2 separate regions of the Homo sapiens genome follow, and region 2 is linked to region 1. Evidence: chromatin loops called from intact Hi-C (ENCODE). Cell type or tissue: PC-3. All regions are shown on one strand. Each heading gives the region's core, and the rest is flanking DNA. Links, peaks and the distances in the headings are about the cores only. Region 1 overlaps PLCXD2 (phosphatidylinositol specific phospholipase C X domain containing 2). Region 2 has its middle 85 kb from the start of PLCXD2-AS1.

What was found. Peaks named below come from ENCODE experiments on the same cell type or tissue, not always from the same donor. Only the 100,000 strongest peaks of a DNase experiment are listed, where the experiment ranks them.
Region 2: it touches region 1 in a loop (2.4-fold over the local background); 5 of 110 quality-filtered maps call a loop at or near these places.

Annotation. Positions count from the first base shown.
Region 1 is chr3:111,704,860-111,720,099 of GRCh38, reverse strand. PLCXD2 (phosphatidylinositol specific phospholipase C X domain containing 2) reads right to left here. Exons shown (of 4, transcript NM_001413064.1): 2 at 11,714-12,174; 3 at 5,972-6,213. Among named protein-coding and RNA genes, the nearest start is that of PLCXD2-AS1, 35 kb to the right of the region's middle. In PC-3, for the core only: CTCF peaks have their summits at 2,385 (motif pointing left), 3,772 and 3,971; DNase peaks (open chromatin) are centred at 2,379 and 3,969; H3K27ac peaks cover 1,658 bases.
Region 2 is chr3:111,755,092-111,770,331 of GRCh38, reverse strand. It overlaps a transcript of PHLDB2 not described here. Among named protein-coding and RNA genes, the nearest start is that of PLCXD2-AS1, 85 kb to the right of the region's middle. In PC-3, for the core only: a CTCF peak has its summit at 5,599; a DNase peak (open chromatin) is centred at 5,441; H3K27ac peaks cover 46 bases.

The sequences.
Region 1 (15,240 bases), core at 444-4,443:
TATCCACCACCTAGATCCCACCATTAACTATACTTGCTTACCACATATCTATCCATCAATCTGTCACTATCCTTCCATCAATCCATCTTGTATTTTTGACATATTCCAACTGCAAGCATCTATACACATTCCCTAAGTACTTCAGCATGCATATGATTAACTGGAGTTCAATATCTGTTTTTAATTTGTTCTTCTTTTAACATAAAGTTTACGCTCAATAAAATTCACAAATCTTAATGGTACACTTGCCGAGTTTTGACAAATACGTACACATAATTCAAACTCATATCAAGGTCTAGAACATAACTGGTACTCCAGAAAGTTCCTGCAAGCCCCTTCCTCATCAACACCTGCCCCATTCTCCCAGAGGCAACAGCTATACTGATTTTTTTTTCCACTGTAGATTAGATTTGCCTGTTTTAAAACTTCATATAAGCCATGAAAAATGTATTATTTCACGTGAGTTTTCTTTCACTTGGCATAATTGTTCTGAAATTCATCCACGTTGCTGCATGTATCAGTAGTTCGTTGCCTTTCAAAATCAATGAAGAGAATTCCATTGTATGTATATACTGCAGTTTGTGTATCCAGTTTCCTACACTGGCAGGATGGACACTTGGGCTATTGCCAGTTTTTTGGATATTATGAGTAAAACTGTTATCTGTTCAATTCTTTTACTCATTTTTTCATTTTCTTTTAAAAAAATTGTTGAGTTGTAGAAGTTATTTATATAGCCTAGATACTGGTCTTCTGTCAGATATATTTTGTGAATATTTTCTCCTAGCCTATAGCTTGTCTGTCAGTTTTCTCAGTGACATATTTTCATGAGCCGAATTCCTTAATTTTTACAGATTCTAATTTGTCCATTTTTTTTCTTTTATGGCTTCTGTGATCTAAGAACCACTTCAGTCCACTCCAAATTTACAAACATATCCTATGTTTTATTCTAAAAGCTTTATGGTTTTTAGCTTTTAGGTTTAGCTCTAAGAACCATCTCAAATTGATTTTTGTTTATGGTATAAAGTAGGAGGTCAAGGCTTACTTTTTTCATATGGATATACAGTTATTCGATCACTAAGTGTGGCTTCTTAATAGACCAATACTTAATCAGTTGTCTCACTAACGGTCTTTCAGTCTCATTTTATTAATCAAAGGCTTCCTAGGTGACAGCCAGTTATTTAGTGACATAAAGGAATAATGAAAATTCAATGTGATAATTTCTGCATTAATAGTAAGTGTAAACTACCACAGGCAGCATAGAGAAGAAAGCAATAAAGTGTACTCACAGTTTACATCATAGTAAAAACAGCTCAATACATACTCAGTAGGCTGAGAATGCTTTAAAGAAGACAGAAGAAACTCTCCCTTGATGCTGCCTGCCCTTCTTTCAGCACATATCTTGACTTCTCAGTTTTCCAGACAACCCTGTTCAGGCCTTGGTAGCATTTTGTCCTTCTCCTCTTTCTTTTTCTCTTACCATAACTATAATCAGTCCTGGGTCTCCTCCCTCTCTCAGTGGACTCTACAATCAGCCACGGGCTAAAACACATATCATAAATCAATCAATCTATCTATCTATCTATCTATCTATCTATCTATCTATCTATCATCTATCCATCATCTTATTTTTTTTTTGAGACGGAGTCTTCCTCTGTCCCCCAGGCTGGAGTGCAGAGGCGCGATCTTGGCTCACTGCAAGCTCCGTCTCCCGGGTTCACGCCATTCTCCTGCCTCAGCCTCCCGAGTAGCTGGGACTACAGGCGCCCGCCACCACGCCCAGCTAATTTCTTTGTATTTTCAGTAGAGACGGGGTTTCACCGTGTTAGCCAGGATGGTCTCGATCTCCTGACCTGGTGATCCGCCCACCTCGGCCTCCCAAAGTACTGGGATTACAGGCGTGAGCCACTGCGCCTGGCCTATATTTTTATATTAATAGCTGATTATGACTTAAAAGATCACCCTCCCAGGGGTACTTCCATTTTGAACGGGGACTCCTGAAGAGTGATAATAATAATGCTTCATACAGATTTTTGGGGAATTAAACAAAATAATACATGTAAAGTGTTTAGAAGAGTTTCTGTGATATGATAAGTGTGGTAAAAAAAAAAAGGTAAGGAATCATAACTGGAAGAGTGTGAGGTAGAAATATTTGGTGGCTGGGAGTAAGAAACTACACCTTAAAGAGGTCACATCCTCCTGCTTACGTGACAACATGTTGTGGTTTGGAAGTGAGAAGCTGCAAATACAGACTTCCTTAAAGATAGACCAAGGATACACAAGGAACCACACCAAGGACACAGTAGTACTGAACCTGATAGATTCAAGACTTCATTTTAAAAGCCTGAGTCAGTGTTGAAGTATGAGGTGCAGGCGCCCTCTGCTGGTCATTACAGGGAAATGAGCCTTAAAGGCTTGTAACTCCAGTCACTGCAGCCAGAGCCTCCTCACCTTGGAGGATCCCTGGAGCCTGAGCAGAGAAATGCAGTGAAAGGTATGTACCTGTGGTTTCCAGTGACAAAGAGTTCTGTGTCAGCTTCGGGTAGCATGTGTCAACCTTCTCCAAGGCAAGGATCAAATAATTAGGATTAAGTACGAAGAAGGGGAAATGCAGAACCCACAGTGAAGAGGAGCTACTTTATTTTCTCAGCTCTTGGTATTTACCAGGACAAGGGATCTGTGCAAAAGGCTGAACCTGACAGTGCTGACAGGCCCGTGAGGCAACAGTTCCCATGGATGGCAGAGCAGGAGGTTAAAAACTTCCCTTTGACCTTGGGGCCCAGCTGGGAACAAGGGTGGTCCATAGTGTTTCTGGGTGTCTTTACAAATAGGGATGGCATGTCTATTTTCTGCCAGCCACTGTGGCTGGCATTTTCATGTTAAGGCTACAATCTGATGAGGTTTATTAATCCTGTTTAACTGGTGAGAAAACCACAGCTCAGAGACCTCAGAAAACTTGTCCACGGCCACCCTGTTGCTCAGGGACTGCATTGATTTGCTAGGGCTACCATAGCAAAACACCACATACTGGTTGGCTTAAATGACAGAAATGTATTTTCTCTTGTTTTAGAAGTTGGACATCCAAGATCAAAGTGTCATCAGATTTCATGTCTCCTGAGGCCTCTGTCCTTGGCTTGCAGACAGCCGCCTTCTTATTGCATTCTCACATGGCCTTTCCTCTGTGAACACATATCTGTGGTGTCTCTTTGTGTGTCTAAATTTCCTTTTCTTTTAAGGATACCAGCTAGACTGGATTAGGGCCCACCCTAATATCCTCGTTTTGACTTAATTACCTCTTTAAAGGCCGTATCTGCAAATGTACCCACATTCTGAGGTAACTGAGAGTTGGGACTTCAATATGTGAGCTTGGGGATGGCGGGGATGGGACGGGGCACAACACAATGCACCCTGGAACAGGGAGCATGTCAGGCTGCACTCTCAGGCCTTCTGATTTCAGTCCATGTTCCCTTATAGAGTTCATGGATGCTCTGTCCTCAAGCTTAGGCAAAGCATTTTCATATGATTTCAGTGAGAGTGCCATGAACCTGAATTTCAGGTTTCTATAAGTCTGGGAGAAACCACCATGGAAATTGAGTCAAATGGCTATATTTCTTGTGGCTTCCTTCTACGGTGTTGAACCAAAATGAACAAGATCTTAGCTCCAAAGTTTATCGAAGAGTTAGGGGGTTAAATCCCTGCCGAGAAACCACCTCTACATTTGTAAGAAAATATACCCTGTCTTTTTTTTCTTGGTTTGAGCTGACCACCAGTGCCAGCGACCAGTTGTTAGGACAGACCCTCTGGGTGTTGGCACACAGGGGAAGGTCCTATGTTTGTTCAACAGCCCAGAGGAAATGACAGCCACACTCTGCACTGGCCTTTTGGAACAAACTCAACCAGAGCTATATTTTCCTCCTTCAGTTGATGTGCAGGACTAGGAATGCATGCATACTTGCAATATTCTTATGGCCGGCAGGGGGGCGAGATGCCAAAGAAAGTATCTTTCCAAGCTTGGGGACATTGGCTTGCTGCTAGCAGTAGTGCAAGGGCTCTGGCATAGTAGGATCCCTTGGCTTTGGGCGCATGCCAACATCATTATCTCTCATCATAAAGGAAAGAGCCAATGTTTCACTTGCAGCCAGATTAAAGTTTTAGGAATGTACAGATATGAAAAGCTTTGTGACATTGTGGGTTACTAGTTATAACCTGTGAGATATTACCAGATTCAGGTACTAATAAGACAACTGCAGGCCTGTGGAACAGAAAAGAATAAGCACAAAAATATGCAGTATCCAAGTCAGTGTCCAACGCTGAAAAGGGCAGTGGTCTAACGATCAGAAGGCCAGAGTCTGAGAGGTATTCTTGACTTTTACTAGCTGTATGGATTGGGGTCACTTAAGCTCCCTGAATCCCATCTAAAGAGGGGATGATAATATGCTGTAGACAATGTGCCATCCTAGAGGCTGACTTGATTTAAGAATCAAATGAAATCATCTGCAAAAAGCCATTTGATATTCAGAATATGGTATACAGATATAACTTATCCTTAGTTTTTTAAATACTCCCTCTCCATTATTAGTATGGCTGTCTGCACAGACTTCTTCACAGTGGTATTTCACATTGCTTTATAGAAATTTTCATGCCAGTTTCTGCTGCTAGACTGTGAGTTCCTTGACAGCAGACAGTATAATATTCACCTTGAATCTTTGTACCTAGCTCTTCCTAGGTGCTCAATGTTTGTTGAATGAATATATAAATAATGTTGATCTACAAATATACCAGAGGCATGAGGAAAACAGTGTGGATACACAAACATATTATTAAAACAATAAAGCTTCTAATTCGGGATCTTTCAAAGAGATATAGTGCTGGTTTATAAAATTCACTTTTCCAAGTTCAGCATAATGAATTCAGTCAAGACTTAGTAGAGCCACACAGAAAACACTTTCTGGTTTTGTCCATGGTTGACATAATCAGGAGCTCTCACCAAGAAAGAAAAATCTAGTCCTGCTGTCTAAACTCCTGCTAGGTGAACTCCTGTTATCTGAACTCATGTTACCTAAACTCAGGACCAAATAAATAGAAACATGTTTTTGGATGAATCTTTCATTATCTGAACTCTGCTCGTCAACCTGAAACTCAGGGACCAAACTGATTCTTGTAAATATCTTTTGCTACCCAAACGTATTAGCTTCCTTAGCTTGGATTGCAAGGGATTCCCTGTTATCCAAATGTATTTATAACATTCCTTTTATACATATACATATACACATACACATGTACAGGTACATAGACACATACATACACACACTCACATATATGTGCGCGCACACACACAAACACGCATACAAATAAACCATCCTTTTTCTTGAGAACATCTATCATTCATTGGTGTCCGGGATAAGGAACACCATCTGATACAAAATTACTGAAGCTTCTGCTATCTAATTGTACAACCAGGCTCAATTCTGCCCTGAGGAAGTATTTGAAGCTACAGCATGGGCATGGTGGGTGGCATCCTAAGCTGCTTCTTCAGTGACTCATGGTCACCATGGAAAGGAGAACAAATTCTTGAAGGGCCAGCTCTGAATCCTTAGCACCTAGGACAGCAGCCTATATTGAATGCTTCTTAAATGAGTGCCTGGGTCAGCTGCGAGGCACAGGCAGGACCCCATGTGGCCAGGTACCAGGAGTGAACAGACATGGTGTTGGCTCAATGTGCTTTGCCTTATAGCAAAATTTAGAGAGTACAGTATTTATGGTATGATGTGTACTTATGAACAAAGTGTTTAGAGAGCCTTTGTTAATACAATCCACCTCAACTGCATGGTTTTCTCGAATACAAAGTTTTTTGCTTGTTTTGTTGTTTTTCTAACTCCTCAGACTACATGGCTTTACTGCGATTTACTCAGAATAGAATCAAGATAAATATTTTTTAAAAAGCTTTCCTTGTGGGGTGGAAGCAAATTCTTACCTATGAACCAGCGTGTTCTTGAGGCCCCCAACCAAGCCCCGGGCAATGGTCTTCACTCTGGGGGTGAGGATCGCTTGGGAGACATGGAAGGAGCCCCGTGAGGCCCGCTCACTCAGAGTGGTCTCCAAGAAGAGGATTAGTTTGCGCACACTTGTGGTGTTTGCCCAGGGCGCTGGAATCTTCTTTCCTGGCCACAGGAAGGGGTACTGCTTGTAGAAGGGACAGTGGTAGAAAATAAGAACCTGAAATATTCAAAACACAAAAAGGAGAGCAATCCATAAAAATGCTGAATGTTAACTCCTCCGTTTTATACGGACTGCTAGGAAAAAGGCAAGAAAATATAATCATATGTGGAAAGTCAAGAACTGTTTATATTAATATATATTTTTAGGAAATCAGCAAAGATTTACAGAGCACTTGCCATATGTCTGACTCAAAAATTCTTAATTTTGTTGGCATAAATACCTTTGGAAGTATATTAAAATCATGGACCCCCTTCTCAGAATTACATGTTAAATGAATGCATACAATATACAGGATTACAAAGAAAATCTATGATATGGAAATATAGCAATCAATATATTAAATAAGTTTGTAATAAATTAATGTATGTGCTGCATGATAAATGCATTCAATAAAAATATTTTGTTGTAAGTCTAATAAGTCCCATAACTGTGAGTTAGGGATAAGCATAAGTGGTATCTCAGATATCTGCGATAACCAAAATGTGAGATGGACGCATCTAGGGAGATAAAAATCAGGCAGGGCTAAGATTGTTGTGGGTCACCGCCTGCCCTCATAATCTATGGGTATACTAATTTTCAGTTCAATTTTAGTAAAAATGAATATGTATTTTTTTTCCCATCCAAATTTAAAGACTTCTTAAATTCTACCCTCATATCCCTCTGGGGAAGCTTTGGACCTCAGGCTGAGAACTCTTAGGCTGAGCAGCAAGCGCTGTCTAGAAGTTATGTCTCCTGTAATTACAAAACTGACAGCTTTTGGAGTTGAAATAAAAACACTGAACTAATTTGTGGGTAAATAGACTTTCAATCGTGTGTGCTGGCTCTGCCTGGAACTGCCCTTCCCAGGAGAGTGGGGAGTGTGCCACTTGAGTCAGGGGAGACTTTGCAGAGGCAACTGGCCTCCACAGGGACCGCTCAGGATGGTGGTGATGTTGAAAATAATTAGCAAGCTACATCCACAGCATTAATTAGTTTCTGGGAGGCAGCTGTGGGATAGGAAACTGCTATTTTGATCGTCCCAATTCAGAGCTCTGCTGTGAAGGTTTCTAAAGGAATATATTTTTCCCTGTCCCAGGCACTAGTAATCTTTTCCTGGAGGAATGCCCTGCACATGCTCACGAGGCCTGGACTGCCATCCCCGGATAGTTGGCCACAGAGGGTAATCCTCCCGGGCACCCAAGAACAAGAGCTCTGGATGTCAGCCTCATTTCCGGTGTGCATTTAGCTCGTGACTAAGGTGCCTGACTAACTGCTCCCCAAGGCCCAGAGCTGGGGAGCACCAGGCTGGTTGCACTGAACTGGGTAACGGCTGTTCTTGTTGTTTCTAATGGTTTTGAGTAATGTCTGACTGACTGCTAATGACGTCTGTGGTAAACCGGTGTGTTAATGAGGTTAATCACAGGCTCATGATAAGCAGATTGCCTGGGGGAAGGGGAGGATTTCCTTGTAGAGGTGTAATTGGCCAGGTGGTAAGCCTGGGGGCTGTGAGGAAAGCCGTCCTGTGCAGTGGACCGTGGGAGAGGTGGGAGGCGGTGCAGCCCTGTGACAGGACCTGTCAGACACATCTTGGGCCTGCCCGTGGGCCACATTTCAGGGAACGAGAGGACTGTGCCATTCTTTACTCTGCCTTGGAAAAAGTGCATTAAGTACAAATTATCCAAAAGGGTCTTTATGCCTTTCTTCAAGAGCCTTCTTGAGCAATCTGACCCTAAAGGTTACAGGGAGAATTTCTGTTTACAGGGGGAGGCCGGCCTTGCAAACCAACTCCCACTGTACAGGGATCTAGGTGCAGCAACTGTCACTCAGGGCCTGTGTTTTGCATCTGCCTCCCTCTCCCCCCAACCTCTGTCTGCTGTGTTTTTCTCTGAAATACTCTCCTCTCTATCTCAGTGGTTCATGTTCAGTTTTTCTCTTGAGACTCAGATTAAAAGTCTCATTTCCTTCAAGAACGATTCCTTGATGGACCTCCTCTTATTCTGGTCATTCTTTTACTTGGAGCCTCTGGGATATAGACTTAATGCTACGTTCTACTTTTCAACTGATTTATTACAAAATCCCCTTCTTCATATAGTACAGAACATTTGAGGCACTTTTATCATGCAATTGTCTATCAGTTGTTTCGTATTCCCTAGTGTTATGTACTCTTACCATTTTATTAAGATCCTAAATACTTCCAAGATGTAGATTAAATCTCTAACTCATTGTACCCTCAAAACCCATAGCCACTAATGTACAAATAAATATATACCTATGGCTATGATGTAATTGCATGTTAAGTAAATGAAATTTGACTGAATGGTAGCATACTTCTTTCAACTAAATTGTAGTAATAAAATACGCAGGGGCTTACATGTGAGGCAGCTCATTACATGAAAAATATTTAAAGTTTAACTCTGCCCTGGCAGTAGCAGGGATGACTGGTGCCTCTGTTTGAAATCTCTTTGTTTAGCTTTATTTTATTTTATTTATTTATTTTTTTGAGACGGAGTTTCACTCTGGTCAGCCAGGCTGGAGGGCAATGGCACGATCTCAGCTCCCTGAAACCTCTGCCTCCTGGGTTCAAGCGATTCTCTTGTCTCTGCCTGCCGAGTAGCTGGGATTACAGGCGTGTGCCACCATGCCCAGCTAATTTTTGTATTTTTAGTAGAGATGGGGTTTCACCACGTTGGCCAGGCTGCTTTTGAACTCCTGATCTCAGATGATCAGCCTCGGCCTCCCAAAGTGCTGGGATTACAGGCATGAACCACCGCACCCAGCCTGTTTAGCTTTCAAGAAGAAATGTGGCAGGAAAAACATGGGAAAGAAGGGAGCACAGGGGGATCTTAGGATTTAAACTGATGATGCTCTCCCTTTTTCTGAGATATCATCACAGTCTCTTTCCTTCATAACTTTAGAAGTATTTGTAGTTGGATAATACAGTTAAATTAGCCCATGCTTAAAAAACTATGATAGATCATCACTCTACTGTTAGAAATTCACTGCCTACACTATTCTTTATTCCTGAAGATACCCCTTACTCCTGCAGATTTGTAAGCAGTTTAGTATGCAATATGTCAACCCATCTCAATCCTGGCTGTGTATAAAATTATATCTGTACTCAAATTTAACCGAATCCCCAAATTCCAAAGCTCTCCATCCCTTTCTCCCATTCTGCTAATTCTCTGAGATCTTCTGATAATAGGGGCTCATTAATAAAAGCAAAGTATTTCATTAGCCTAATATACAACACCAGTTGTGAAAAACACCAATGTGCCTAAATACCCCTCAGAGAGCATGAGAAGCTGTAAGAACTCTGGAAAGCCAGAAAGCCTGCGACTGAATCCTGGTTCTCACTAACTAGGATTTTAAAATTTGCCCAGGTTTCTCTCGGGTGAGTTGCTTAGTGTCTCCATACCTCAGTTTCCTCATCTGTAAAATGGTGACAATAACAAAGTACCCATCTCATGGTGTCACTGAGAGGATCAAATGAGTTAATCCATGTACGTAGCTCATTGTAAAGGTTCAATAAACATTAGTTGTTGTTACCATTATCTCATATTGTAAAAGAGAAATGCCACTGGGAAAAAGTCTCTCCAAGTTAGACATGAACAGATATAAACTTACTTTTATGGTATAGAGGTGTGATAAATATTTAGCAAAATATCACTTACAAAAGTCTTAGTGAAGAAACTTGTTTAGATAGACTTTAGCAGATACTAAGAGTTAACTCATGAAGCCTCCGTGGTGTCGAAGACATTTAGAACTTCTCAGGGTGCGCAAAAACAACTTGGTATTTCCAGTTATTCCGGCCAAGCCTGGGACTCATCCTTGAATCCTCATGTTCTTTCATACCCCAAATCATATCCATTAGGAAACCCTGTCGGCTCTACCTTCTGACAGATGCAAAATCTGACCACTTGCCACTAACAGTCTCACTGGGTTCCTTACTTCTGCCCAATCCCCCTGCCCTGGTCTCTTCCTAGTATTGCAACCGGAGAGATCTTATTAAGACCTAAGTCAGGCCACAACATCCTGTGCCAGAACTCTCCTCGCTTAGAGTGAGTGAAGGCTAGCGTCTTTACAGGGCCTTCTAGGCTCACATGATCACCAGTCGCCTCTCTGACCTCCTCTCACTACTCTGTCTTCACCTGCTCTACAGCCATACTGCATGTTCCTTTTCCTCAAAGATGGCAGGGACACTCCTGCTTTTGGGTCTCTGCACTGCCTGCTTCTTCTGCCCCCAAATAAGCATGTGATTAACCCCTTCAAATGTCATCTTTTCAATGAAGCCTCTCCTGATCAACTTTTAAACATTTCAACCAATCCTCCAACCCACAGAATCCTGGTTCCCTCTCACCATGCTTGACCTTTTCGTTTTCCATAGCTCTTATCACTTTCTAACACTTTATGTGTGTGTGTGCGTGTGTGTGTGTGTGTATATACACACACATATATGGAGAGAGAATATACATATATGTATATATGTGACACACAGACACATACACACACATATATGTATGTTTATTATCTCTATTATCTATGATCTATCTCCCTCCACCAGAATGACAGCTCCATTAGGGCAAGGTATCTTTGTCTATTTTATTTACTAATTTATCCCTAGTCCTTAGAGGTTACTTGGCATGTACCTGGTGTTTAATAAATATTTTCAAGTGAATAACCTTTAAACTATTTTTAATCAAAAGCTCCTCCTTGAGTTAAAAAATATCTGCCTCGTAAAGTTGTTTTGGTTAATGCATCTGCTGAGCAAGTGAGTAACTTTGAATGAAAGGTATGTCTTTTTTTTTTTTTTTTCCAGAGAGTGTAAATTAAACACTTTCCTGAAGCTCTTTTCTCCTACTGTCATCCTTTAGGATCAGAGTGGAATATATCTGAGGCCCACATTCCTCTTCCTGAGCGTGTCCCTCATGGTCCTAGGCTGGCAGGCTCTTCTCAACTTAAGCAGACTATGGAATGCTCTTACAGGCTGCAGCCCCTTCAACAGGCTCTTCCTTCCTTAACTCTCTCTCCCTCTAAGACCCAAATACTTTTATAATATTAACACTCCTGAGATGAATCACTATGTTTCAGTCAGCTAATACTTTTCCTAATCAGTCGATACCTTGGCCAGGATTATCTGACATTGAGTTGAAGGCAAGATGGAACAGACTATCCCTGAGGGGAACCAGAAGGGTAAAAATGGACCTCGGGAAACAGAGAATAGTAATGACCTATTGGCCCAATTTTACAACTTTGCCTTGGTTGGTTCTGGCCAGGCCACTAAAAGTCAATTAGATGTCAAACAGTTTGCTGGACAAGCTTTAAGTATTTGGCAGGTGTTAGCCCTGGCCCTTGAACCTATTCTAGAGCCCAGGAACTAGTTTGCATATGTTTAATATTCCAAACAATCCACTCTTTAGCCTAAGAGCCCTGGATTGAGTGATTTTACAGACGGCAATACAGGAAAAGCAGGAAGAGTTAAATTCTTGCTCTTGGAAGCTTATCTCTCCTTCCCTCCTACCTGGCAGTTCTTCTCCCACAGAGTTCGCAGCGTCAAACTTTCCACACTGCAGGCTGGGCACAGCTTGTTTCCAAAGGCCTCCTGGATCCGCAGAACCAGGCATTTGTGATGGGTCTCATCCATGGCATAGAAGTGGTTGAAATCCAGGAAGATAATCTCCTGGGGGTGCTGTGTAAGAAACGAGTCAATTTCCATCAGCCCATCCCAGACCTTGATGCCAAAAAGCCCATGGATGAAGTAGATCTCCTGGTCGGCATCCCCTGGTTTGGAAGACACACGCAGGTCAAAGTAGCGGATCCCAGCTTCCAGCTGTTCTCGAAATGTCAGGTTCTGAGTCACAGACCACTTCTTCATTAGCTTCTTCACCAAGGAGATCCTGGCGAGGCGTTTGATAGCTTGGGTTTGGTCAGGCCCCACTGGGGACTTTTCATCCACCCAGTAGCTGAATGAATCATGTGAGCCTGTACAAAGGAATACAGGTGAGGAAAGCAGATGAGACGGGAGCTGGGAAAAATAAGCCAATTGATGAGAAAACAAAACAAAACAAAAATTAAGCACCAAATAACATACTAAAACTGCAAATGAATAGTAGCAAAATTTGCCAAGCTTGCTAGGAATAAAATAAACACAAAGAAAAGTAATGTAGCAGCTTGTTAAGCCTGGGGTAATACTATAGTTTTCATATATTTTGCTGGCATAAGGCAAATTAATAAATATCCTTTTGCAAAGCTATTTAGAAATATGCTGAAAATAGGGGCTTTAAAATATTCATACAATTTGCTCCAGTAATTTCATTTCAGGAAAGCTATTCTGAGGAAATAAACTCTAACATTCAGGAAAACAAAGATGTCTGCCAAAGAATATTCATAATAGAGACAAACTGGAGATAATGCTTAAGTGTCTCTTATAGAAGAATGCTTTGTTGTGGTATATCCACTTTATTCATGCCATCATTGAAACAGAGGGTATGAAAACACTGTGTCTATCTCAACAATGCCGAGAAAGGGATTTAAATTCTAGGAAAGGCAGGATTTCAAGAAACTAAACTTGCTTTCTTTTTATGTTTTTAAAATATATAAAAAATTGTATATATTATTTTACTATTGTAAAAGTCTGAGTCAGTAGGAATGATTTATTGACAGATCAGCTAACCATTTCGATGGGCTCAACACAGTTTAGTTAATATGTCCCTCTTTTTGAATTCGTACCTCAATGAGCCAAAACTGCTATTAAATGGTCCAAACGCACATTCTGTTCCTCTGTCTTAACAAAGGGATAGTATGAAATGTTTTGTAAATGTCTGTTATGCCTGTTTGGTCTATAGTGCAGATTAAGTCTGATGTTTCTTTGTTGATTTTCTTTCTAGATAATCCATCTGTCCAATGCTGAAGAAGTCTGCAACTATTATTCTATTGGAGTCTACCTATTTAACTCTAATAATATTTGCCTCATAAATCTAGGTGCTCTGGTGTTAGGTGTATAAATATATTTACAATTGTTATATCCTCTTGCTGAACTGATCACTTTATCTTTATATAATGACCTTCTTTCTCTTTGTGTTTTTTTTTTTTTTTGCCTTAAAGTCTATTTTGTCTGATATAAGTATAGCTAATTTGCACACTTTTGGTTTCCGTTTGTGTGGAATATTTTTTTCCATCCCTTACTTTCAGTCTACGTGTGCCTTTACAGGTGAAGTGAGTTTTCTGTGGGCAGTATATAGTTGTGTCTTTTTTTTTTTTAATCCATTCAGCCAGTCCATATCTTTTAATTGGGGAATTTAACATTTACATTTAAGGCTATTATTGATAGATGAGGACTTAGTCCTTGTCATTTTGTTAATTATTTTCTAATTACTTTGTATATTCTTTGTACCTTTCTTCTTCTTTTATTGTTTAACTTTACTATAAGCAAACATAGAAGAAATGCTTCAAGACATTGGTCTAGGCAAAGGTTTCACAGCTAAGACTTCAAACACATAGGCAACAAAAACTAAAATAGACAAATGGGACTATATTAAACTGACGTCTCCACCCTAGCAAAGGAAACAATCAAGAGCGAAAAGACAACCTGTAGAATGGGAGAAAATATTTACAAACTATTCATCTTACAAAGGACTAATATCCAGAATATACAAGGAATTCAAACAACTCAATAGCAAAAAAACTAAATAATCAAATTAAAAAGAGGACAAAAGAATTAAATAGACATTTCTCAGAAAGAAGACACACAGATGGGCATGGTAGCTCATGAGTGTGATCCCAATACTTCAGGAGGCTGAGACTGGTGGATCGCTTGAGTCCAGAAGTTTGAGACCAGCCTAGGCAACATGTGTGAAACCCTATCTCTACAAAAAATACAAAAAAAGTAGCCAGGAGTGGTGGTGCACACCTGCAGTCCCAGCTACTCAGGAGGCTGAGGTGGGAGGATTGCTTGAGATCAGGAAGTTGAGGCTGAAGTGAATGACAAACATCGTACCACGGCACTCCAGCCTGGGTCAGAGTAAGACCCTGTCTTTTTAAGATGTTTGTCATTCACTTCAGCCTCAACCTCCTGGTCTCAAGCAAACAAACGAACAACAACAAAACCATATAAATAGTAAACAAACATAGGAAGCAATGCTCCATGTCGCTAATCATCAAGGAAATGCAAATCAAAACCACAATGAGGTATCATCCCTGCCCAGTTACAACAGCAATTATAAAAACAAAAAAGACAAAAAATAACAAATGCTGGTGAAGCTGTAGAGATGTATGTAACTGTTGTTGGAAATGTCAAGTAGTACAGTCATTATGGAAGACAGTATGGGGGGTGCTGAAAAAACTAAATGTAGAACTACTACACAATCCAGCAACCCCATTAATAGGTATTTAACCAAAGGAAAGAAAATCTATATATCAAAAGGATACCTGCACCCCCATGTTTACTGCAGCACTATTCACAATAGTGAAGATATGAAATCAACCTAAATATTCATCAACCAACGAATGGATAAAAAATGTGGTATAAACACATACTGGAATACTATTCATCCATAAAAAAGAATGATATCCTGCCATTCACAGCAACACGAATAAGCCTGGGGACGTTATGTTCAGCAAAATAAGTCAGGCACAGAAAGATAAATATTACATATTGTCACTCATATGTGGGAACTCAAAAAACTTTTGGAGTTCACAGAAATAGAGAGTAGAACTGTGGGTATTAGAGACTGGAAGGGTGGCAGAGCAGGTAGGATAGAGAGGCTGGTTAGCAGATACAAAATTATGCTAGGACCAGGCGTGGTGGCTCATGCCTGTAATCCCAGTACTTTGGGAGGCCGAGGCGGGCAGATCACTTCAGGTCAGGAGTTTGAGACCAGCCTGGCCAATATGATGAAACCCTGTCTCTACCTTAAAAAAATAGAAAAATTAGCCAGGTGTGGTGGTGCATGCCTGTGGTCCCAGCTACTTGGGAGGCTGAGGCGTGAGCATTACTTGAACCCAGGAGGCAGAGGTTGCAGTGAGCTGAGATGGTGCCACTGCACTCCA
Region 2 (15,240 bases), core at 4,075-8,074, 47 kb before region 1:
TAGGAGAAAAAAAATAATGAGCTTTCTTACAAAGATCTAAGTACTTGCTTAGGGATAGTAAATGTTTCCCCAGGCTGAGTTCCCATATCCCAAAAAAGAGCCTGGTATCTGGAAAAAATACATTGATGACGTAATAAGCACCCTTCCCAGAGGAAGCACCTTCTACAAGGGAAACATGGGCTTCTAGATGCAACCAATGACTCTCAGCTGTGTGGCTCTGGCCTGTTTTTCTCATTACATCAGTTTTCCATTAATGAATTGAAGATCCTGCTTTTTCTCTAAAATATTTTACAGAAATACTGGAAAGTGACATAAATTTGGTAAAATTATCTGAGACGCTAAAAAGTAAAGTAACTAAAATTCAACAATGGATTCTATGGGTTAATTTATCTATGTTGTCTGAACAGCTAAGATACTTATGGAAATCACTACACAGATATATTTAACCCAGCAGCATTCTTAATCTCTGTCTTAAACATATGTGTTTCATCAATTTGCATCCATCTGCCCAAATACTTACTGAATAGAGCAGCTAAAGATCATACAGTTTAGAGATGGAACGAAACACGAGTTCAAAGGAAAAGTTTCTAAGGCTGTAGGTTGTAGATAATATTGCACATCCAGACAGCTAAGAATGTAAGCACTTGTTTTTTCTACAAAGTGCACTTTTAGACCTGGAAAATGTTGGAATTGAGGAACTCCAGTTCCCTAACATCACTCTTCCCTTAGGTTGAACCTTCTTAAACTTGCTATCAGCACTGTAGTCGTATGCTGTATTATTTGAAAATAGAGTAATCAGACTCCAACAAACACCTGATCTGAGCTACAAACTGTTCAGATGAGGGAAAGACAGATAATGAATACTTGGTTGGCAGGGGTTTTTGAGGTAAGAGTTTGTCTTTTACTCTCTAGGATGGTAGAATATGGGGAAAAGACAGTGTCTGACAGAGCTGCCAAGCAAGGGTTTGGACACAAGTGAGAATATTTACTTGGACTTTGGGCTGCCTCCCAGAACATTATTACCTAATAATTTGGACTGGTTTTTCCATACTCTTCATGCTCCTAGTGCTTGATAAGGGAACTTGGAGGGGACAAATTCTTCTTTCATAGGCCAATCCTCATCCAAACCCATAGTGTTGCCCATACAATATTGAGGTTACTTATATATTAAACACAGCTCAAGCCCACAGGATAACTGATGAGTGCTGCTCTCAGTTGATAAATAAAAGTTCTGTTAAATGTGGTTCTTCACTAACAATTTCCATCTGGCAACACTCACAGTCACGTGTCTGACCATGGGTCAGAGGTGAAAGGGAGGCAGCAGTTCACTAAAGGCATTGTTTTCATTGGCCCATAATTAAAGGCTCGAGAAATTGCTCATTGGCAACCAGTGGGCTCCTTGGGCACTTGTGAATCTCTTCCCCAGGCAATGATGAAGTGGGAGTGGGTTCAATGGTATGCTGAAGCATTCCAGACATGAATCCAAGCATTGTCTCCAAGGACCTCTGAATGTAGGTCCAGCTAGACAATGCAAAAGAAGCTGGCAGGGCAGAGCAAACTCCAAGTACGTGGGTGGACTTGGGTGATGAGATTACACAGGAAGACATTTAAATCCCAGGCAGTCGTATGGACCTTTGTTTGGCATGGGTCCATGAACATTGCTATGGCAGTGATTCAAATATTTGTGGCAGGATCCGAGGGTGTGGGTGAGGGACGGACTGGCTGGCTGATGTGTGGACATACAGCTCTCCGGAGCTCCCCTAAACTCCCTGAAATCTTATAGCAGATCATTTCTATTGTTTTCATTCATGGGTTGGGGCTAGGTCTGCAAATAGAAAAGAGCTCCTCTGCAGGCCATAGTTTTAGCACTACACCTCTCACCAGTTGTCCTCTTACATTTTTCTCCTCTACACACCCATCATAATAGTAGTCTGCTGTTTACAGAGAATAATATTCTCACTTAAACGTGAAAAACATTTGTTACAAACTATAGGTAGGCAACCCCACCATCAAATCCAGGTGGACTCAACAGGATTTTTTGTTTGAATCCCTTAGTTCTCTTCTGAGTATACCACCACTTCCTCATTCTGGTTCATGAAGAAATTTTATCTTCTTCTTGCAATCCAGTTTCTATCAAAGTCACCTAAAACGAAATTGGGTAGTTTGCCTGAATATCAATGGCCAGGGCAAACAATAGCTTTCCTGGGTACTTTCTAATAGGGGAAACTCCCCTATTTGTGGCTATCAACTCTCACCTTTTCTTCATTTTCTTCTAGACAATCCTAATCAGGATCAATCATCCCTCTCTCTGATTCTGTTTTTTCAAATTTAACTTCCAAATCTCAACCTTTATCACATCCTACCAGCTCTTAACAATTTCTACCTGCTTCCTCTAGATAACCCTATTCATATACAACCCAAGCAGGAACTTGGAAAATCAAACCTAAGTCAAGACAAAAATTAACATCTCTATAGACAAATTTAGTAGCCACATTTAAAAAATCATAATATTTTAGGAAATAGCATCTACAACAAAACATATTTTCCATTGCCAGTAAAACCAATGGGCTTCCTACAAGGGTAAGAATACCTACAAGGGTAAGAGATAGCTGTTGAGAATGAGAACAATGACAGTTATAATAATCATCATTTATTGAGCTTTCACTATATGCCAGGTACAGTTTTAAGTACTTCAGAGGAATTATTTAATTTCATAGCTAAATGTGGAAGTCATGATTATCATCCTGATTTTCAGATAATAAAAATACATTTTTTGTGTGTGCTTCCCAAAGCTAGAAAGTGGTGAAATGATTTGAACCCTACATGGCAGGAATTTTTTAGAAACTTCTGCTTATAGTGAAAATGCCTGTTTCCAATTCTAAGTTATGTCATCAGATATTTGATTCACTAGTTTGGTGTCAACAATCTACAAGAAGCATACTTAATGAAATGTGGAAGAACGACAGATGTTTACAGATGTCTTTTCACTGACATGAAGGGTTCAAGACAGGAGATTATGAGGAGCCAAAGTTGAATACAGCTTCTCTCTGCTCATCTGTACCCAAATCCTTCTGTGTACCAAGTCCACTGGAAAAGTCCCTTGACTTTTCTGTATGCAGGTTCTCTGTCTCAAATCAGAGACACCCAGACTACCCTCCATCTGAACAGAGTAACCAGACACTGGAGCTCTGGGGACAGATGCCATAGCAAGGTGACTTTCTCAGTTGATATAATGCATGTAAAGAGACTCCTTTGCTTTAATACTGTTTTTGGACTGCTTTTTTTTTTTTTTTTTTTTTTTGAGATGAAGTCAGGCTCTGTTGCCCAGGCTGGAATGCAATGGCACAATCTCGGCTCACTGCAACCTCTGCGTCTCACGTTCCAGCGATTCTCCTGCCTCAGCCTCCCAAGTAGCTGGGATTACAGGCACGTGCCACCACACCTGGTAATTTTGTATTTTTAGTAAAGATGGGGTTTCACTATGTTGGCCAGGCTGGTCTTGAACTCCTGATCTCAGGTGTTTCACCTGCCTTGGCCTCCCAGAGTGTTGGGATTACAGGCATGAGCCACTGCGCACAACCTGGATTGCTAACTCTTGAAAGACAAGGATATCAGTGCCTCTGCAGCCCGCACTACCTAGTAAGGGTCCAGTAAACGTTTATCAAATAAATAAATGACTCATCTTAATTTATCCCATGTTGTAAAAATACTGTGTTGTCCAGGCTGGAATATTCTACATTTGGTAAGCACTATCCAAGCAGGTGTTAAATTGGTGTCTTCAGAATGTCTGAAAACCCTATGAAATTACATGCAAAACTCTTTTTATGCACGTGTAAAAATTTTGGTAAGGTTTCTTAGATTTCATCAGATTCTTTTTTTTTTTTTTTTGAGACAGAGTCTCACTCTGTCGCCCACGATGGAGTGCAGTGGCATAACCTGGGTTCCACTGCAACCTCTGCCTTCTGGGTTCAAACGATTTTTCTGCCTCAGCCTCCTGAGTAGCTGGGATTACAGGTGCATACCACCATGCCCGGCTAATTTTTTTGTTGTTGTTGTAGAGACGGAGTTTTACCATGTTGCCCAGGCTAGTCTTGAACTCCTGGCCTCAAGTGATCCACCTGCCTTGGCCTCCCAAAGTGCTGGGATCACAGGCATAAGACATCATGCCTGGCCTTTAATCAGATTCTTAAGAAGGTTCTTGAAAAAAGGTATTTAAAAATTACTGCTTCATGATTTACAAAGCAGGTACACTTCATTATCTTATTTGATCTATACAACAAAGCTGTAAGAAAGACACTATAATAAATTTTAATTTATGGAAAAGACAATGTGAAACTGAGAAAGATGACACAGGTAGTAAATTAAAAATCCTGGTGTTTTGACTTCAGATTTCTATTCTTCTGATTTGCAGTATGTGTGTATGTGTATGTGTGTGTGTGTGCATATAAAAGAAGAAATGGCAACAATGAAATGTTAAAGTAAATCTACATTATTGATTAGAGGTTGGCTTCTTTTCCACCTTAAGTTTCAAATAATGGGAACATATTTTTTCACTCACCTCTCAGCCTCCCTTCTCAGGGAACTTCTGGATATAACCTAGTTCCAATCTTCACTTCAAGCCCTGATGTCACCATAGACTGTCTAACCCAGCAGAGAAGTTTATGAACCAAGTTTACATCACCATTTTATTTTGAGCATTAGCTTCTATATTTATGTAATGGAGTTAAAAATGCCACTTGCTCTGACCTGAATACATTTCTCTCTCCGTTTTAAGTCAGCTAAAAATGTAAGTGATTTTTGGATCGATTATCTTTCCTGGATGCTTTGCACTGCCTGACATCTGAGACTCATTTTCTCATCTGAAAACTGGGTGCCTTAGGACAAGATAATTTTGTGGATGGCTTTCAGCTTTAAAGTGCTGTATGATACATTGTGTAAGAAGCCTGTGGGGGTGGCAGAAGGGGAAAGTATAAAAGGAAAAAGCACAGTCACTTGTTAGTGTTCTGGAGTCAATACTTTCCATGATCTTCTTCCATTGGTGTTTGGGTCCATCCATTTTTTTCTCACCACCCTTCAGTGCTGATATCACAACTTCCTTCTACTTCTTTAGAAAGTGCGTTAGTGAAGACTAAGGGGCTTCAAACACATGTGCTGGTGGAGTGAGCCAAGGGTTAAGAGTGTTTCACGCCTGCCTATTGAGAATGAGAATTTGTTGAACTCTAATACTCCTTGGAAGCCAAGCCTCAGACTTTTTTTGGCCCTATTAACAAAGGCAAACTGGAACTGCACTGGCATGTTCCCCTAGGGCACTGGAGAGGGTGGACCCGATGACCAGTGCTGGTCTTTCAACTCTCAGATCTGTGATTCTACAATTCCTCTTCATGGTGATGTCGCTTGGGTATTAGCAAGTTCTCACTCAGCAAGTATAAATTAACTTTTGGAAGACAGAGTCTGACTCATCAAAAAGAAGAGAGGTTAGAGTCCAAGTCTGTGTCAGTGGACCTTGTTTCCTGCACTTTGAGATCAGAGCTATTCTGTTGCACAACTCCAGGAGGCAACCATCCTATTGTGTTCTCCATTAAAGGCGCCCTTGGAGCCTAGCTTTAATACAGTATGATGGAAACAGTGCCCCCTGGAATTGAATGATGCTGGTGCCCTACCTGTGATTCCTCAAGAACCTTTATTTCATCACACAAATTTCATATAATCTGAAAATTGAAACTTGAAGATCAGTGGGGTATTTTTTTTTATCATAGTTCCCTTTATGAAATCTGGCAAAACCTCACCACATCAACATGTATATGCTGGGACAAAAGTGTGACTGATAAAGAAGGGGAGGTTGGGAATAGGGGTGATAGGCAATTTATCAACCTAACAACAATCCATGTTTAACACAGGAGACAGAAAAATATACAAAGGACCGTGCTAGTTTACCATGTACTCTGTCTGTGTATATTTGGTAAGAATCTCAGATGTTGGGATTGTTTTAGTCAGTTGTATCAAGTAGGGTGGTTGTAAGTGCTTTTAGGAGAAACTTACTTAATGGATTTCTTTGTTCATGTGACCAGTTTGCCACACAATAACTACCATTCCTGGGCTGCTGACCAACAGTTGAGAACTTCCCAAACATTACTTCATCAGATCTTCCCTGTAGCCCTATGAGGTAAATGTTACTATCTCCATTTTATAAACGGGAAAGTGGATTTAAAGAGGTTCCATAGCTTGTCAAAGGTCACACAACTTGAGTAGCGGTGTCAAAGGTCATGTGCAGGTCTGTCTGAATCCAGAGTTATACCATTACCAGAAGGCCAAACTGCTTCCTTTCTATTTTGGCATTATATTTTCTTGAGCAAACATAGCCATAACTGCTTGTCTTCGTCTGTTCGGGCTGCTTTAACAATTTATCATAGACTGGGTAGCTTAGAAAAAACAGAATTCATTCCTCACAGTTCTAGGAACTGGGAAGTCTAAGATCAAGGCACCAACAGATTCAGTGTCTGGTGAGGGACTGTTTCCTGGTTCACGAATGGTGCCTTCTCACTGTGTCATCATGTGGTAGAAGGGGCTGGCCTGCTCTGGGGTCTCTTTTATGAGGGCACTAATCCTAATCACAAGGGCTTTGTCCTCGTGATCGAATCACCTCCTAATACTACAACCTAATACCATCACCTAGGATCTCAAAACATGAATTTCTGGGGATACAAACATTCAGATTATAGCACTGCTCTTTTCCTTGCAGTAGAGTAGTAGTTGTAGTAACAATAATAATAAAAATAAATAGTAATAGCAAGACATATGGGGCTTACTATGTATCAGGAACTGCCCTAAGCACTTGATAATTTATTAAGTAATTTATTCCTAGGAAAATCTCACAATGTACAGTTGATGACAAGTCCCACTTACAGATGAGCGAACTAAAACATGAAGAGTGTGAGTAAATTGCCCTAGGTCACCCAGCTAGAAAGTGGTAGAGGTGGAAATGAAAGTCAAACAGTTGGGCTCCAAAGCCCTGTGCAGTTTGCAGTTCGCTATTATGTTAGAGTAACTTGTCATAGAAATAACTCACTCAAGGGAAATTCACTGTATTGTTCACACAGCATAAACAGTGTGTGAAGAGTTGACTCTCCAGGGGAGAAGAATGCTAGGGAGTCAATGAATCAAATACCTAAAATCCTTGATTTGCATTGTCCAGTTTCCTAACATACTCACTTTCAGGCAGGATCATAAAGCTCAGTGCAGCTATGGCTCCCTGCCTTTCCTTGGGGCTGCCTGTAGAAGTGCTGGGAGACATGCAAGGATTCTTGCAGGTGCAGAAGAGGGTGGGCTCTCAGAGCTATATACCCTGCACCAAACAGGCAGCTAGTTTTAATCTTTCCATTTCTCTTCTCACTTCTTAGTCATTGCTCTCCTTTTTCAAAAAAGGAGAATTAATTCTTTGGAACTCTTAGGAACCAGAGGGCTTTGAGTCTGCAATGTTTATGAATCTGCTGAGAGTGCTGGGAAATGAGGCTTCTTTTTTGCACATGAAGTCATATTTTAACCCAAACCAAAAGAAAAAAAAGAGAAAGATTATTTGAGAGTCTGTGGGGATCAGAGCTGGGTATTGTGTTACAGAAATTTTCCATTTCAGACACAAACTACGTACAGCAGTATGTGAGCCAAAAAAGGCCAAGAGAGACTCCAGGAGGGCTTGAAGAAATAATACCTCCTCCTTTAATCCTGACGAGTGTGGCCAGGTTCTTGGGAGGGCTGGGTGGAAGGTCTGGATCAGATCACACTTAGAGGCCTGTGATTAGAATGATGATAATTGTGGCATCACAAGGCATAACTTCAGAGCGCTCCCTAGGATGCCCTTGGGCAAGGTACTTAACCCTTCTGTGCCTTAGTTTCCAATATCTGAAAATGGGATAAACACCTCAAAATTTATTGACAGTGTCAAAACATTACACATATTGGCTATATAATAATAATATGGTAATGCTAGTTATATAATTAAATAATACATATAGTTAGCATTTATTGAGGCCTTACTATACATGAGCTATTGTGTTAAAGCTTCCTAAACATTATCTTCTTTAAACTTCACAACAGTCCTCTGAGATCAATTGTGTTATCCTTCCAGTACTGCAGTTTAGAAAAGTAAGTGACTGACTTAAGTTTATCACCTTAGGTAGTAGACTTGGATCTCAAATCTAAGTCTAGTCTGGCACCAAAACCCATGCAATGAACTAATAGCTAAGACGCTGGTCTGGTTCTCAGCTGAATGTGGCGGATGGGATTGGGGGGGCATCCCTTTTTGGATAAAATGTGTTCCTCTGACCCCTCATCCTCTCTTTTAGCAGTGCCCCTTTTAGGTGAACATACAAGCACCTATTTTAAGGAAATGTCAGGCTGGGGGTAATTACTCTGTAATTCTTCTTATGTATACACATTAAATAAATTTGTATGCTTTTTCTGCTATTAAAAAAAAATGTTGGGCTGGTTTTCCAGGTAAATAAACCAGTCATGGCCTCTGTGGCTCAATTCTGAAACCGGTATTGCCTAAAGCAGTGGGTCTTATGGTGTGGTATCCCCGACCAGCATCACCTGGGAACTTGTTAGAGCTAAAAATTCTCTTGCCCCACCCACATGTACTGAATCAGAAATTCTGGGTGTGTAGATCAGCAATCCTGTTTTAACAAGCCCTTGAAGTGATCTGAATGCAGCTGAAGTTTGAGAACGACTGGCCTCTGGGGTAGATAAAGCAGAGAGTTAAATCAGGAATAGAGATCTAACTATGATTCTTAACAGCTGCTAGTGACTCATTCTCCCTAGTCATTCTCTTCTGAGTTTCTGCCTTTTTAGGATGAAGGATTTGTTCACGTCCCATCTTGTGTGATAAATTTCATCAACAGTGTCAGTTCCTTTCTGAATCAATGCCGTGTATAAGGAGACTTTGAGCTTTATACACTCCCATGTGTACCCATACCCACTTCTGCTTTTGGAACCACTTGCTCATTTCCCATTGTGGATGATTAGCTTCAAATTATCTTCATGACAGAAGCAAAAAAATTGAATAACACTGTAGTTCTAGGTGGAATAGGAGGATCACAAAGCTGGGATTAGTATTCAAATGTGTTTAGTTTTTTTTTTCTTTTTTTTTTTTTTTGAGATGGAGTCTCACTCTGTCGCTAGGCTGGGGTGCAGTGGTGCCACCTTAGCTCACTGCAACCTCCACCTCCGGGGTTCAGGTGATTCTCCTTCCTCAGCCTCCCTAGTAGCTGGGACTACAAGCACGCACCACCACGCGCAGATAATTTTTGTATTTTTAGTAGAGACGGGGTTTCACCATGTTGGCCAGGATGGTCTCAATCACCTGACCTCGTGATCCACCCGCCTCGGCCTCCCATAGTGCTGGGATTACAGGCGTGAGCCACCACACCTGGCCGACTTAGTTCTAAAGGTTCCAAGCAGTGCTATGAATGAACTAAGTAGCATCCTGGCCCCTCTCCCAAACTTCTCACCTACAATTTATCACAAAAGATAAAACAACTAAAACTGAAAATGGAGAAAATTATTGCTTCAGTTTTTTAATCTAAGCTCTGATTCAAATTTTGCTTCTCAGCCTCACCAGTCCCACGTGGCTCTCAGGAAAAAAAAAACAAACAAAAAACTGTATACACATCGCAGAAGCAAGAAAACAGAACACGTTTTCTGCCTTCTAGTTCACTCCCCAGAAGCCAGAGTAAGATGAGTCCCGCAGTCCAACACAAACCTTTTAATAACCATGTAAACATAAATTTCAATAAAAAGAACTCCAACTTTGCTAGTTTGTTACAAAAGCCTAGTTTTTTATCTGAAATGCTGCTTTTCCTAATTGAAAAATAGTAGAAAATTTTATTTGACTTTGACAGAAAATGGAAGCTATGGTTATTGATGAGACCTGTATTTAGTATCTTTGGAGTAGGACAATTTTTTTTATCTCAACAAAGATGCATTGAAACTAAGTTTTGGTTTGAGGGATCTTTGGATTCCATCTTACAGTCCACGTAAGGTAAAATAGGAATTTTAAAAATGTAAACATGGTTTCTGCTGATGGACAATGTTTGTGAATTTCAAAAGAGTTTTGCTCAGCACTTTATATTGCTCTCTGGTCTTAACTTTAATTCATTGTGGACATACTGAAAGAATATCAGTCAGGAATATGGGTTAGCAACATGCACATGAAGGCAAGAAGTATTATGTGCATTAAACTCTGACCTAGTGGAAGTGAAGATTGCCTAGCAATGTCTCCCCTGAAATGCTTTTGCATAAGTATTGTGGCTACAGCCTGAATCCAATACAGAGGCATGAAGACACAGAAACTTCACATGGCTTTCTCTGTTTGACAGATACATTTAGATCTCTGCCCTTAAAGCCTCTTGTCCTACAAACTGCATATTGTTGCTATTATGAACCAACAATATTCCCAACGAACTCTTGATTGTCACCCAATTATAGCCTATTGATTAAGAATAAAAAATTTGGAAAGAGAGAAACTCAAATCCAAAATCTGACGTCATCTCTTGTAAGCTGTGTGCCCTTAGACAAATTACTTAATCTGAGATTTGTTTGCTCACTTATAAATTGGGGATAAAAATTTCCACCTTATAGGGTTGCATGATGACTGATTTGGATAATGTCCAATTACCTGGCCTTTAGTAGGTGTTATATTATTTTGCTGTCTTGAAACCATTTGGTGCAAAGAGTAACTTTACATGCTAAACATATATTCCTCACTGTGCATGCATACACACACACGGGATATACATACATACATATGTGTGTGTGTATATATACATGTAAATATATATAAAATCTCAATGTTGTGGTCTAAATGTTGGTGTCTCCTCAAAATTCATAAATTGAAACCTAATCACCAATGTGACAGCATTAGGAGAAGGAGCCTTTGGGTAAGGCTGAAACTCTCATGAATAGGATTGGTACCCTTACAAAAGAAACCCCAGAGAGCTAGTTTGTCCTTCCACCATGTGAGGACACAGTGAGAAGGCACCATCTACGAACCAGAAAGTGGATCCCCACTTGATACCAAATCTGCTGGTGTCTTAATTGTGGCCTTTCCAGCCTCCAGAATGGTGAGAAATAAGTTTCTGTTGTTCATAAGCTACCTAGTTTATGGTATTTTGTTACAACAGCCTGAGTGGACTAAGACAATCATTGAAAAAAAAAAAAGATATATCACTAGGATATTTATGCACATATATAATTACATTTTTACTCTAATCAGCTCTGAAGAGCAGTCATTTTTCTCCTTTCTTCCTTAAAATATCACAGTAAACTCTACTGACTGACTCCTAGTTTCTGGGATGAAGCTTATAGGCTAAAGATGGCCTGGGCCCCATATTGATAGGACCCATTAGCAAAACATAGCTTGTTGTCTCTGTCTGTGCCGCATCTAGTAGCTTATAAAACCATCTTCATGAGTTTATCGTGGTTGATGACTCACCCCTCCCATGGCTGCAATCCTATGAAACATGTCAAGCCATGGGTTCTTCAAGCTATATTAACAGCAAAATAGATGCACTTGAAATTTTTTTGTGGTCGAGCCAAGATGGCCGAATAGGAACAGCTCCAGTCTGCAGCTCCCAGCGTGAGCCACACAGAAGATGGGTGATTTCTGCATTTCCATCTGAGGTACCGGGTTCATCTCACTAGGGAGTGCCAGACAGTGGGCGCAGGTCAGTGGGTGCGCGCACACTGCACCAGCTGAAGCAGGGCGAGGCATTGCCTCACTCGGGAAGTGCAAGGGACCAGGCAGTTCCCTTTCCTAGTCAAAGAAAGGGGTGACAGATGGCACCTGGAAAATCGGGTCACTCCCACCCTAATACTGCGCTTTTCCGACGAGCTTAAAAAACAGCGCACCAGGAGATTATATCCCGCACATGGCTCGGAGGGTCCTATGCCCACAGAGTCTTGCTGATTGCTAGCACAGCAGTCTGAGATCAAACTGCAAGGTGGCAGCGAGGCTGGGGGAGGGGCACCCACCATTGCCCAGGGTTGCTTAGGTAAACAAAGCAGGCGGGAAGCTCGAACTGGGTGGAGCCCACCACAGCTCAAGGAGGCCTGCCTGCCTCTATAGGCTCCACCTCTAGGGGCAGGGCACAGACAAACAAAAAGACAGCAGTAACCTCTGCAGAGTTAAATGTCCCTGTCTGACAGCTTTGAAGAGAGCAGTGGTTCTCCCAGCACGCAGCTGGAGATCTGAGAACGGGCAGACTGCCTCCTCAAGTGGGTCCCTGGCCCCTGACCCCTGAGCAGCCTAACTGGGAGGCACCCCCCAGTAGGGGCAGACTGACACCTCACACGGCCGGGTACTCCTCTGAGACAAAACTTCCAGAGGAACGATCAGACAGCAGCATTCGCGGTTCACGAAAATTCACTCTTCTGCAGCCACCGCTGCAGATACCGAGGCAAACAGTGTCTGGAGTGGACTTCTAGCAAACTCCAACAGACCTGCAGCTGAGGTCTGTTGTTAGACCTGTTGTCAGCTGTTAACCTGTCTGTTAGAAGGAAAACTAACAAACAGAAAGGACATCCACACCAAAAACCCATCTGTACATCACCAACATCGAAGACAAAAAGTAGATAAAACCACAAAGATGGGGAAAAAACAGAGCAGAAAAACTGGAAACTCTAAAAAGCAGAGTGCCTCTCCTCCTCCAGAGGAACGCAGCTCCTCACCAGCAACGGAACAAAGCTGGATGGAGAATGACTTTGACCAGTTGAGAGAAGAAGGCTTCAGACGATCAAACTACTCCGAGCTACAGGAGGAAATTCAAACCAAAGGCGAAGAAGTTGAAAACTTTGAAAAAAATTTAGACAAATGTGTAACTAGAATAACCAATACAGAGAAGTGCTTAAAGGAGCTGATGGAGCTGAAAGCTCCATTCATGAAATGAATGAAATGAAGCGAGAAGGGAAGTTTAGAGAAAAAAGAATAAAAAGAAACGAACAAAGCCTCCCAGAAATATGAGACTATGTGAAAAGACCAAATCTACATCTGATTGGTGTACCTGAAAGTGACAGGGAGAATGGAACCAAGTTGGAAAACACTCTGCAGGATATTATACAGGAGAACTTCCCCAGTCTAGCAAGGCAGGCCAACATTCAGATTAAGGAAATACAGAGAACTCCACAAAGATACTCCTCGAGAAGAGCAACTCCAAGACACTTAATTGTCAGATTCACCAAAGTTGAAATGAAGGAAAAAATGTTAAGGGCAGCCAGAGAGAAAGGTCAGGTTACCCACAAAGGGAAGCCCATCAGACTAACAGTGGATCTCTAGCCAGAAACTCTACAAGCCAGAAGAGAGTGGGGGCCAATATTCAACATTCTTAAAGAAAAGAATTTTCAACCCAGAATTTCATATCCAGCCAAACTAAGCTTCATAAGTGAAGGAGAAATAAAATACTTTACAGACAAGCAAATGCTGAGAGATTTTGTCACCACCAGGCCTGCCCTAAAAGAGCTCCTGAAGGAAGCACTAAACATGGAAAGGAACAACAGGTACCAGCCACTGCAAAATCATGCCAAATTGTAAAGACCATCGAGGCTAGGAAGAAACTGCATCCACTAACGAGCAAAATAACCAGCTAACATCATAATGACAGGATCAAATTCACACATAACAATATTAACTTTAAATGTAAATGGACTAAATGCTCCAATTAAAAGACACAGACTGGCAAATTGGATAAAGAGTCAAGACCCATCAGTGTGCTGTATGCAGTAAATCCATCTCACGTGCAGAGACACACATAGGCTCAAAATAAAAGGATGGAGGAAGATCTACCAAGCAAATGGAAAACAAAAAAAGGCAGGGGTTGCAATCCTAGTCTCTGATAAAAGACTTTAAACCAACAAAGATCAAAAGAGACAAGGCCATTACATAATGGTAAAGGGATCAATTCAACGAGAAGAGCTAACTATCCTAAATATATATGCACCCAATACAGGAGCACCCAGATTCATAAAGCAAGTCCTGAGTGACCTACAAAGAGACTTAGACTCCCACACAATAATAATGGGAGACTTTAACACCCCACTGTCAACATTAGACAGATCAACGAGACAGAAAGTTAACAAGGATACCCAGGAATTGAACTCAGCTCTGCACCAAGCGGACCTAATAGACATCTACTGAACTCTCCACCCCAAATCAACAGAATATACATTTTTTTCAGCACCACACCACACCTATTCCAAAATTGACCACATAGTTGGAAGTAAAAAGCTCTCCTCAGCAAATGTAAAAGAACAGAAATTATAACAAACTGTCTCTCAGACCACAGCGCAATCAAACTAGAACTCAGGATTAAGAAACTCACTCAAAACCACTCAACTACATGGAAACTGAACAACCTGCTCCTGAATGACTAGTGGGTACATAATGAAATGAAGGCAGAAATAAAAATGTTCTTTGAAACCAATGAGAACAAAGACACAACATACCAGAATCTCTGGGACACATTCAAAGCAGTGTGTAGAGGGAAATTTATAGCACTAAATGCCCACAAGAGAAAGCAGGAAAGATCCAAAATTGACACCCTAACATCACAATTAAAAGAACTAGAAAAGCAAGAGCAAACACATTCAAAAGCTAGCAGAAGGCAAGAAATAACTAAAATCAGAGCGGAACTGAAGGAAATAGAGACACAAAAAACCCTTCAAACAATTAATGAATCCAGGAGCTGGTTTTTTGAAAGGATCAACAAAATTGATAGACCACTAGCAAGACTAATAAAGAAGAAAAGAGAGAAGAATCAAATAGACGCAATAAAAAATGATAAAGGGGATATCACCACCGATCCCACAGAAATACAAACTACCATCAGAGAATACTACAAACACCTCTACGCAAATAAACTAGAAAATCTAGAAGAAATGGATAAATTCCTCGACACATACACCCTCCCAAGACTAAACCAGGAAGAAGTTGAATCTCTGAATAGACCAATAACAGGCTCTGAAATTGTGGCACTAATCAATAGCTTACCAACCAAAAAGAGTCCGGGACCAGATGGATTCACAGCTGAATTCTACCAGAGGTACAAGGAGGAACTGGTACCATTCCTTCTGAAACTATTCCAATCAATAGAAAAAGAGGGAATCCTCCCTAACTCATTTTATGAGGCCAGCATCATCCTGATACCAAAGCCGGGCAGAGACACAACCAAAAAAGAGAATTTTAGACCAATATCC